Linked DNA regions of Homo sapiens: region 1 is linked to region 2. Evidence: read pairs that join two places in POLR2A ChIA-PET (ENCODE). Cell type or tissue: GM12878. All regions are shown on one strand.

Region 1 (5,000 bases), 170 kb before region 2:
AGATGAAAACAGGCCCGTAGCAAGGCGCATCACTGCAATTTCAGGATACCAGGAGGGACCACCAAAGGATGGTTACAATAAGTAAATCACAGGAATCGGAATGGCTGAGACTTCTTAGTTGCAACAGCAAAGCTAGAAGTCAGTGGAGAAACATCTTCAAAGTTGGGAAGATAGAGTAATTTCCAACCTAGAGTTCTATACCCAGTCAAACTATCAAAAGAAGAATAAAGAGGCTGGACTCACACTTGTAATTCCAGCACTTTGGGAGGCCAAGGCAGGTGGATCAATTGAGGTCAGGAGTTCAAGACCAGCCTGGCCAACATGGTGAAACCCCATCTGTACTAAAATGTACAAAAATTAGCCAGGTGTGGTGGTGTGTACCTGTAGCCACAACTATTTGGGAGGCTGAGACAGGACAATCGCTTGAGCCCAGGAGGTGGAGTTTGCAGTGAGCCGAGATTGTGCCACTGCACTCCAGCCTGAATGACAGAGCGAGACTGTCTCAAAAAAAGAAGAAGAGAGTTATTTTTAGTCATGCTAGGTCTAAAAATGTTGCCTCTAACAAGCACTTTCTCAAGAAAACTACTGGCGCATGTCTCACCAAAATGAGGGAGTGAAATCAAGAATGAGGAAGATGTGAAACCCAAGAATGCTTACGTGACAAAAAGTTGTATAAGAAAGGAAAGGTAATCTACTAACTACTTCAGTATGCTCATTAAAATGTAAACATTAACTTCTGATTTAATGTAAAAATTTTCTAAAGGTATAGAAAGAATGGGAGAGGGGAAATATGTGACTGAGAGAACGTTATTCTGTGTGTTTCGGGGTGGGGAGTGTTATAGGTGGTAAAAGACCAAAACTCTCATCTTCTATAGGAAAATCAATAAGTGATATCTGTAACAGAAAAAAAATAAGATTTAGCAATATGAATAAGTTACTCAAAAATACAGAGGGAAACACAGCTGCTAAAAACTTGAAAGTAGCTGGGCAACTTGAAAATTGCTGGTTTTCATCAACAACTATGTAGTACTACATGTTTTTAAGCCATTAATATGCATTACTTTCATAAGAGTAAAAATACCACTAAATAAGTATGTCATTAAAAAGGAAGAAGTAGGTAGATATGAACACTTTTTAGAATACATTAAACTAAAAAATGAGTTGCTAAACAAGTATGAATAGAATCATATTTATGTTTAAAAACCATCTACAACACACACAGGCCACATCCCTAAGGTACTTGTTTAGTGTCCTCATTGTCATTAATTTCTAAATAATAACTAATTTCAATTTGTATCATCTTTGATCCAACTGCTATTTCAAATAGATGAATATTTTTAAACCTTTAATTAATTTATTATTATAGTTTTCGTTCACCGCCATAAAAGAGTGACCTGTGAGAGTTTAGTATGCTCTATTTTGAAATTTTTGGTGTGATTTAGTACATGATCAATTCTTATAAATGTCCCATGGCATTTTAAAATAATCCTTCAGTAGCCTCCTTCATAGCTACACATAACACTAAATTCCTAGAGAAAGGTTTCATCAAACACTGGAGGGAGAGTGGGATTGGGGTTGGAGGGAGAGTGGGATTGGGGTTGGAGGGGGTGGTGGTAATGGGGGCCTTTCATTTTTTTCTCTATGTATCAGTATTAATCTTTTACAACAAAATATTTGTAAAGAATTTTTAATGACACAGGTAAATGTTCAGCGTACATTGTTACAAGAAAAACAGATATAAAGTGTGTACATTTTGTGTGCTTTTAAAAATGTAAGTTTTGAAACTTAACAACAAAAAAAAAAAACCAAAAGAATACTTCTGTCTCAAACAAAGTATTACTCAACCCCCAGTGTAAGCAGTGGAAACTAACCTGCTCTGAATAAAATAGGAGCAGGGATCTAGTGCTCTGATCAGTTAGCCATCTACCTCTGTGAGGCCTTCCAGGGCTGCCAAAGCAACACTGGGGTTCCCGGTTGCACACTTTGAAAACTACATGTCATAAAAAGGAAGGATGAAAAAACTCAGAAACAGATCTCTGAGATGGGAGATTATGCCTGATTTTTCTTTTGCTGTTGTGTGATACACATACATACATACCTTTCCTATGATTTGGTACTGTTTAAGTAATAATTATCTGTTCCTGAAACACCTTAACCACCTAAACCTGATAGATTTTTTTGAAGGATGGAGATTGAAATAGAGCTTTATTAATCTTTTCAAGTTATAATTCTATATTCATATTGCCTATTTCTCAGGCCAACTATCATTTGTCTTTTTCTAGAAAATTTTCTCTTTTCACAATCTTTAAATTTATTGAATAAGTTTAAAATTTTATTCTTTTCACAAATTCAGTTTTTAAAAACTACTATTTTTCAATTTTACTTTAACAATATTCCCTAATAAATTAAATTATAATTTCTTTTTCTAGTTTTGGTTATTTATTACTATTCTTTTTTTTTAGCTTCTTGAAAGTCAAGTTCATTGTTTTCTAAATTTTTTATTTATATAAAAGCATTCAAAGCTATGAATTTTCCCCAGAGTGTGGTTTTGGCCACATCCCTAAGGCACTTGTTTAGTGTCCTCATTGTCATTAATTTCTAAATAATAACTAATTTCAATTTGTATCATCTTTGATCCAACTGCTATTTCAAATAGATGAATATTTTTAAACCTTTAATTAATTTATTATTATAGTTTTCGTTCACCACCATAAAAGACAGTGACCTGTAAGAGTTTAGTATGCTCTATTTTGAAATTTTTGGTGTGATTTAGTACATGATCAGTTCTTATAAATGTCCCATGGCATTTTAAAATAATCCTTCAGTAGCCTCCTTCATAGCCAGAGTATGCCTCTGCTTCTGCTCTTCCTGCATTACTTTCCCACTTCTTTTTGGATTTCTCCACTGTCTATACTGAATTGACTGCAACTATCAGTAATCATCTCCTTTATATTATGTAAATTCCCAAACTTTCTGGCTCATGGTAGCTTCCTCTGTCATTAGGGAAATATTTTTCTCCTTTCGTTCATCATTTCAATGGAATTTTCTGAGAGATGAAAGGTAAAAAATCACAGGCTCAAAGTATAGCATGTTATGTAAGAGCTCAGTCTCAAGAATCCAGAAAGACCAATATTTGAATTCTGATTTTACCATTTATTTCCTGTAGGATATTGAATATGTGACTTAAATTTTCAGGGCTTCTGTTTCCTTATATTAAATAATTATGGTAGTTACCATGTAAGCTTGTTGAGAGAGCTAAATGAGAAAATGGAGAAAAGCACCAAATATATAATATTTCGAGTAGTAGTACTCAATCAACATTAGCTATTGTTGTTGAAATGGGAACTCTGGTCTGAATTTTTTATTAGTTAATGTCAAAAAAAAGGATGCAACATTTTCTACCACAGTCTGATCATACAGATAATATACTACATGGATATGCTTGATAATCCCAACTTATCAAGACTGTTATCTAATCACAATACTACAGCCTAACTTCATTCATTACATTTGATCACCTGACATTTGTAACCTGTTCTATAGACGACACTTGGAAAAATTTCCTTTCTGTGAATCTACAATAGTTATGAAAAGGTATACCACATATTCCAGTACTTTTCTTATCAAGTATTCAAGTATATCCCCAAAAGAATTGAAAGCAGAGACTCAAACAGGCATTTGTACGCCAATGTTCAAAGCAGTAATATTGATAATAGCCAAAGGGTAAAAACAATATCTATTGATCTCAGCATCTATCACTGGATGAACAGATACGCAAAATGTGGTCTACACCTACAATGGAATATCATTCAGCCTCAAAAAGGCAGGCAATTGTGACACATGCTTCAATGCAGATGAACTTTGAAGGTATTATGCTAAGTGAAATAACTCAGAACAAAAGGACAAATATTGTATGATTTCACTTATGTGAAGTACTATATGGAGAGCAGTCAAATTCACAGAGACAGAAAGCAGATTGATGGTTGCCAGGGGTTGGGGAGACAGGGTAATGGGGAATTGCTTAATGAGTACAGAGTTTCAGTTTTGTAAGATACAAAAAGTTCTGGACATTGACTGTACAAAATATGAATGCATTCAAAACCACTGAGCTGTACACTTAAAAATGATTAACATGGTAAATTTTATGTTATGTATTTGTTACCACAATTTTAAAAAAGTAATCAAGTGTCTAAGTGGTAGACATTCTTTATCTGATTCTACATAGTACTATTTATAATCATAGTAAAACATTTTGAAAACATGTCATGCAGCTAGACTAGATATGTCATTCAGCTTGTTCAGAAGGCAAACATCAACCTTCTGCTCTCTCACACTCTAGTTCACTGCTCCTACATCCTTTGGAGGTAGGGATGGAGGCCCTCATGCTTCACCCACAAATACTTTATTTTATTCTCTGAAAGGTAAATATACAAAGGTAAAAAGTAGAAGTGTAATTCTGCTTGAGTAGATCTACCCTAATAAACCTCTATTTGGAAAATTCTTTATATGGAAACATTTCACTTATAAAAGCAGAAATGAGAAACAATCTAAATGTTCTACAGTGAGAGAATGGCTAAACTACAGAGTAAATGGAATATTAGATAGTTGACAAAAATAAGTCATATGAATGAAAATGGAAAAGATGTTTTTATAATAGGTGATTTAACTATGTAAAAATACATTCTAAAAAGAGGGAATCAAATATCATATTAATACATAATTACCTTTGAGAAAAAGGAATAAAAATCCTTCCTTGTCTTTATACTTTCTATACTTTGCAAATATTCTCTATTTGTTTTTGTTTTTATAATACACTTCAGTTCTTATACTTTTGTTTTTATAATGTGTTTTTTAAAAACCATAATTTTTATAATGATACTTTTAAATCACATCCTTTATTTATTCAAACAAATAGGCAGAAAACAGAGAAGAATAAAAATTTAATTTTTTCTTCTTCCCAAGTACTTACATTCTCAGGTATGCTGGGAAGTTCTCTGGTA
Region 2 (5,000 bases):
CCACATTGGAAAACTTGGCATTTTATGCTAAACATACACAAACAATATGACCCAGAAATTTCACTCCTATGTACATACCAAACAAAAGTGGGAGTATACAAACACCAGATATATTTACTATAATGTCATAGCTCCATTATTTGAAATAACCAAAACCAAAGGGGAAACATAAATCTCTACAGACAGTAGAATGGATCGATTGTGGCATATTCATATTACAGAATAGTGTATAGCAATGAAAAGGAGCAAACTACAGGTGCACACAAGGATAATCTCACAAATACAATTGTTGAGCAAAAGAAACCAAGTAAAATATTAAATACACTCATGACTCCATCTATATAACTCCATGTATATATGTTGAACAACAGGTAAAAATGATCAATGCTATTAGAAGTTAAGATAATGGTTTTAGCTGGGCACATTTGCTCACACTGTAATCATAGCTACTCAGAAGATTGAGGTGGGAAGACCATTTGAACCCAGGTGTTCAAGACCAGCCTGGGCAGCACAGCAGGAAATTAGCCAGGTTGGGGGTCCGGGGGAGCGGTCCATGCCTGTAGTCACGACTACTCAGGAAGCTGAAGTAGGAGGGTCCTCTGAGCCCAGGAGTTTGAGGCTACAGTGTGCTATGATTGCGCCACTGCGCTCCGGTCTGAACGATGGTGAGACCTCATCTCAAAAAAAAAAAAAAAAAAAAAAAAAAGGAAACGAAAGAAAAAAAAACAAAAAGGTAATGGTTCTCTAATTGAGGGAATGGTGTTTGGAAAGACACATAAGGATGGCTGGCAAGATGCTTACTAATGTTCTATGTCTTGACCTGGATGTTTTAACTTTGTGATAATCCATCAAACTGTTAACTTGTATTTCTGCATTTTCCTGTTTGTTCCTGTTTTTCATGTTATAAAAAAGTTTTTCTAAACATAAAAACAAAAACAAATAGCTGGAAAAAAAATCAGAATTTTACACTTTTTGGCAGACAATTTTTTTCTCCACAAATTCCTTAGGGGGGAGAAATGTGAAATTTCCTATAATGATCAAGTGAGAACCCTGCCAATTCCTAATTCCCAAGACCTACTCTGAGCTTTTTTAGGCATAATACATGAATTTCAGAAATGGTTAGTAAAAAAAAGTCATCATGAGCTTCACTAGCAGTAAATAGTCCTGAATGTGCCTCCATGTTTGATGTAATTATTTAACTGGGAAAAAGAAATAGCCTATATATTTTTCTGCACCTAAGCTTTCTAGTAAGCAAATGAGAGATATTCACCTTTCAGACTTTAGAAAGATCTTTTGTATTGATAACTCACATCAATGGGTCTTAAAACCAGCTTCAGGCCGGGCACAGAGGCTCATGACTGTAATCCCAGCACTTTGGGAGGCCAACATGGGCAGATCACAAGGTCAAGAGATCGAGACCATCCTGGCCAACACGGTGAAACCCCCTCTCTAAAAATACAAAAATTAGCTGGGCATGGTGGCACATGCTTGTAGTCCCAGCTACTCGGGAGGCTGAGGCAGGAGAATTGCTTGAACCTGGGAGGCGGGGGTTGCAGGAAGCTGAGATCACGCCGCTGCACTCCAGCCTGGCGAAAGAGCAAGACTCTGTCTCAAAAAAAACAGGCTCAAATAGAATACAGTTGTCTATTTTTTATTATCACTACTGTTAAATGAACAAATGCTTGATTTTTAAATCCTTGATACAAATTGAGACATTTGATACCTTTGCCAAAAGAAAATAGATAAAAGGAATCTACCTCCTCCACAATTCAGCAAGCACCAAAAGAAGTTAATTTATTCAACACATAAGGGTCACAACAGAATCATAAAAGCAGTCATCATTTACTGAGCTTTACTGTGTTCTGGACACTTGCTAAGTATATAAGAAACTCACTTCATCCTCACAACAATACTATGAGGAGGAATAAATTATCTTCCCCCATTTTACAGATAAGGAAATTGAGGCTTAGAGACATCAAATAATTTGCACAATTAACAAAGCAAGTAGCAGAGGGAGCTTTCAATCAGTTCATTGGTTTGGTGTGAAATACCTGATTTCTATTTTCTACTTTGTGTCTTTATTTTAAAATTTTAAGCCTAAGGACTATGAAATGCAGAGAACACGTATATATATGCTTACATAGATACACATGCATACGGGTTTTAAAGGCCCCAAACTACTCACACGTCATAAGCCCTGTATATAGCTCTGCACCAGAACAGAGCTTAGGTTTTCTCCAAGAAACAAAACGGACTTCTCAATGATAGACGAGCAAGCCAAAGCACCGCATATAGTAAGTCTACAAAGCATTAACTGGATTAATTAGCAAGGGATTTGAGAAGCAGCTTGGAGCTAGGAAACCAAAACACTAAATTGTTTAAATACTTTGGCAAAAGATCAAGGTTTCTAGGCAGCACTGGGTCTCCTTCCATCCTTTTCGTTCCATGTTTTAACACATTTAACCTGTCTGAGGTAGTTTTTCATGAGATATGAATGACATTGTCAAAATACCAAAAAGAAAAGAGAATTTAAAAAATACTGCAAGCTGTTACCAATTCTGCCAACAGGCAAGAGCCCAGGCAACATTAATTACAAATCAATCGCTCAGGACATAAACAGCTCTTATCACTGGTAAACTCTCCCTCTAAAATAACTTGCTTTAGAGGGGAAAAAAAAAAAAAAAAGCAAATGTCTCTTCTATTATACTCGGTGAACTAATCAGGACAATGAAACCAAATAAAACAGGAGAAAATGCACCAAATAGCAAACGTGAAAAAGGAATCCTAGCTAGATGAACGCCTGGAATGCTACCAGAATAGCACTGTCATTTAGAAATAACGAAGAGGAAGTGGTCAGGGTAGGGACACTAGCTGAATGGGTTTCTGGTTTCCAGGAAGTAAGAATTTTTACAACGCAGCTGATTTTCACAAACACATATGGCAGCAAAATGATAAAAGGCGGCTTTCAACAATACAATCATGGTAGAGGTGGGGGGAATCTGTGTCCCTCTAGTAATGAAGGTAGTTTTATAATGGTCAAGCACACTCATCACAGCCCTCACCACTGCCACACACACAACTATCCAATCATAATAATACATTTCAAAAATCAAAGGATCCTTCCAGAAGTCTAGTTCATCTAGACCCTATCCACAAACTACTATTCGTTTACCTAACTCTTTATCTTGGATATCTGCATTTTCCTCTTGATTTCCAGGAAAAAAAAAAAAAAAAGAAAAAACCTGAGTACCTTTCTACTGCAAAAACTCTCAAAACACACTCCTCCACCACACACTTCGTTCACTCCGATAGAAAAAAATTAGTAGAAAAGAATCACTAACTTTCCATCAAAATACATTCTGACTTCTGTTAGGTCCTTTGGGCTTCCTGAGGATATGGTAAAAAGTGGTATATGGTATATATGCTATATAAAAGTGGGGAGAGCTTCAGCTATGAAGCCTGGCAAAAGTGAGATGGTTAGGGGTTGTTTTCTCAACCTCCCTCAATAAAATGAGGAAGAAGGGCTATCTCAGAATTTGAGAATGAGAGATCTGTGTGTAAAGTATCCAGCAGGGTGTCTGACACACAGTAGGTGTTTGGCAGTTACTATTATTATTTCTCCTTGGTTCCGGGGACATGGTATGTTAAGTTTCAGGATAACATAAATTCTTTCCTGAACCAGAAATTTTATTGACAATTAGATAAACAAGCTGTTAGCAGATTACAGTAGGGTGCTATCTGTTGATTTTGAACAAAATTTACCTCAGTATGTCCAGGGCACTGTCTCCAAAGGTTTCACGACACTCTCACATTAATTGTGCACTTTCATAAAATAACTATGAGGAAAGGCTAATGGGCAATAATACCCCTGGGCTCACATATGAATTAACAAGACTGAAGGAAATCAGGGAGTTCACAGTGCAGCCAAGCTCACACAAATTTCTTGACTATGGGTATTTTATTCACCAGACTTGGCTTAATATGAGAGAAAAAGTAACACAAGTTCATTTCTTCAGTCAAATTATAGAGGGGAAAAATACGGTTAAGAAGAAAAAAGCTAATATACTTTTTTACAAAAATAAAAAGGATATATAATAAAATACCAAAAGAAAGGTAGCCAAAAAGGTGGTTAAGTAAAATATATTATAGTTTGAGTCTAAGTTTTTCATATCTCATATTAGAGAATTTTTAAGTGACTTAATATCACATGATATTCATTTCAAATTTGAGGAAATACTAAAATGTTACTGCATATAACAAATTTCTATACAGAAAAATGTATACAGGTATACATTTTTATAAATAATTTTTAATGTTATCTTACAAATAAAAGTTGTTTATTCACATTACAAAATTTCCCAGACTTTTTCAAAAGAAGTTCATTCCCTTTCTGTTTCATTTAACAGATAATTTACAAAAATAGTAATATAAAACGTTTTGGAATATTTATTGCATAAAATAGGCTACAATACAACTACATTTGTTATCTTCTATAGTTCCCTTACTAAACATATATTGAATACCTACTACGAGGAAAGTACTCTGAATACCTCATATTATTACATTTCTTATGCCATTAAATTCTCAAGATAATAAAATAGGAAGGGGATAGTAATTCCATATTACTGATGAGAAAACTGAGATCCAAAAAGGTCAAGTGCCTTGTCCAAGTCAGTTTACTGGCCAAGAAAGGGTCAGGATTTAAACTCCTCCCAACCGAGGATAAAGCCTGTGCATCTTATGTTTTGCATGCTGCTTTCCTATGTTCCTAGATTGTCTGCAATTAGAATAATCAAACGATCCCACCATTCCACTACATTCACAGACACCAGTGTCTCATCACTCAACAAAGATACTTCACAATTAGCACCCCCTTGCCTGCCCCCAAGAGGATCGACCATCTTTCAACAAACCAGGTCAAGTTAAAGGAGAAAACACAACTTCAAAATAGTCCTGTTGCATTAGCATAACCCAGAAACAATCAGATACCTATCCAGGGG

What was found. ChIA-PET counts read pairs that join two places held together with the same protein. Peaks named below come from ENCODE experiments on the same cell type or tissue, not always from the same donor. Only the 100,000 strongest peaks of a DNase experiment are listed, where the experiment ranks them.
Region 1: POLR2A ChIA-PET joins it to region 2 with 8 read pairs; 2 of 35 experiments call an interaction of 5 or more read pairs at or near these places.

The regions. Positions count from the first base shown.
Region 1 is chr9:123,662,057-123,667,056 of GRCh38, forward strand. It overlaps DENND1A (DENN domain containing 1A), which reads right to left. Exons shown (of 24, transcript NM_001352964.2): 8 at 4,970-5,000. Among named protein-coding and RNA genes, the nearest start is that of MIR7150, 180 kb to the left of the region's middle. In GM12878, no CTCF peak of the experiment used is centred here; a DNase peak (open chromatin) is centred at 575.
Region 2 is chr9:123,832,443-123,837,442 of GRCh38, forward strand. The region is part of intron 2 of DENND1A (DENN domain containing 1A); the gene reads right to left. Among named protein-coding and RNA genes, the nearest start is that of DENND1A, 95 kb to the right of the region's middle. In GM12878, no CTCF peak of the experiment used is centred here; a DNase peak (open chromatin) is centred at 2,859.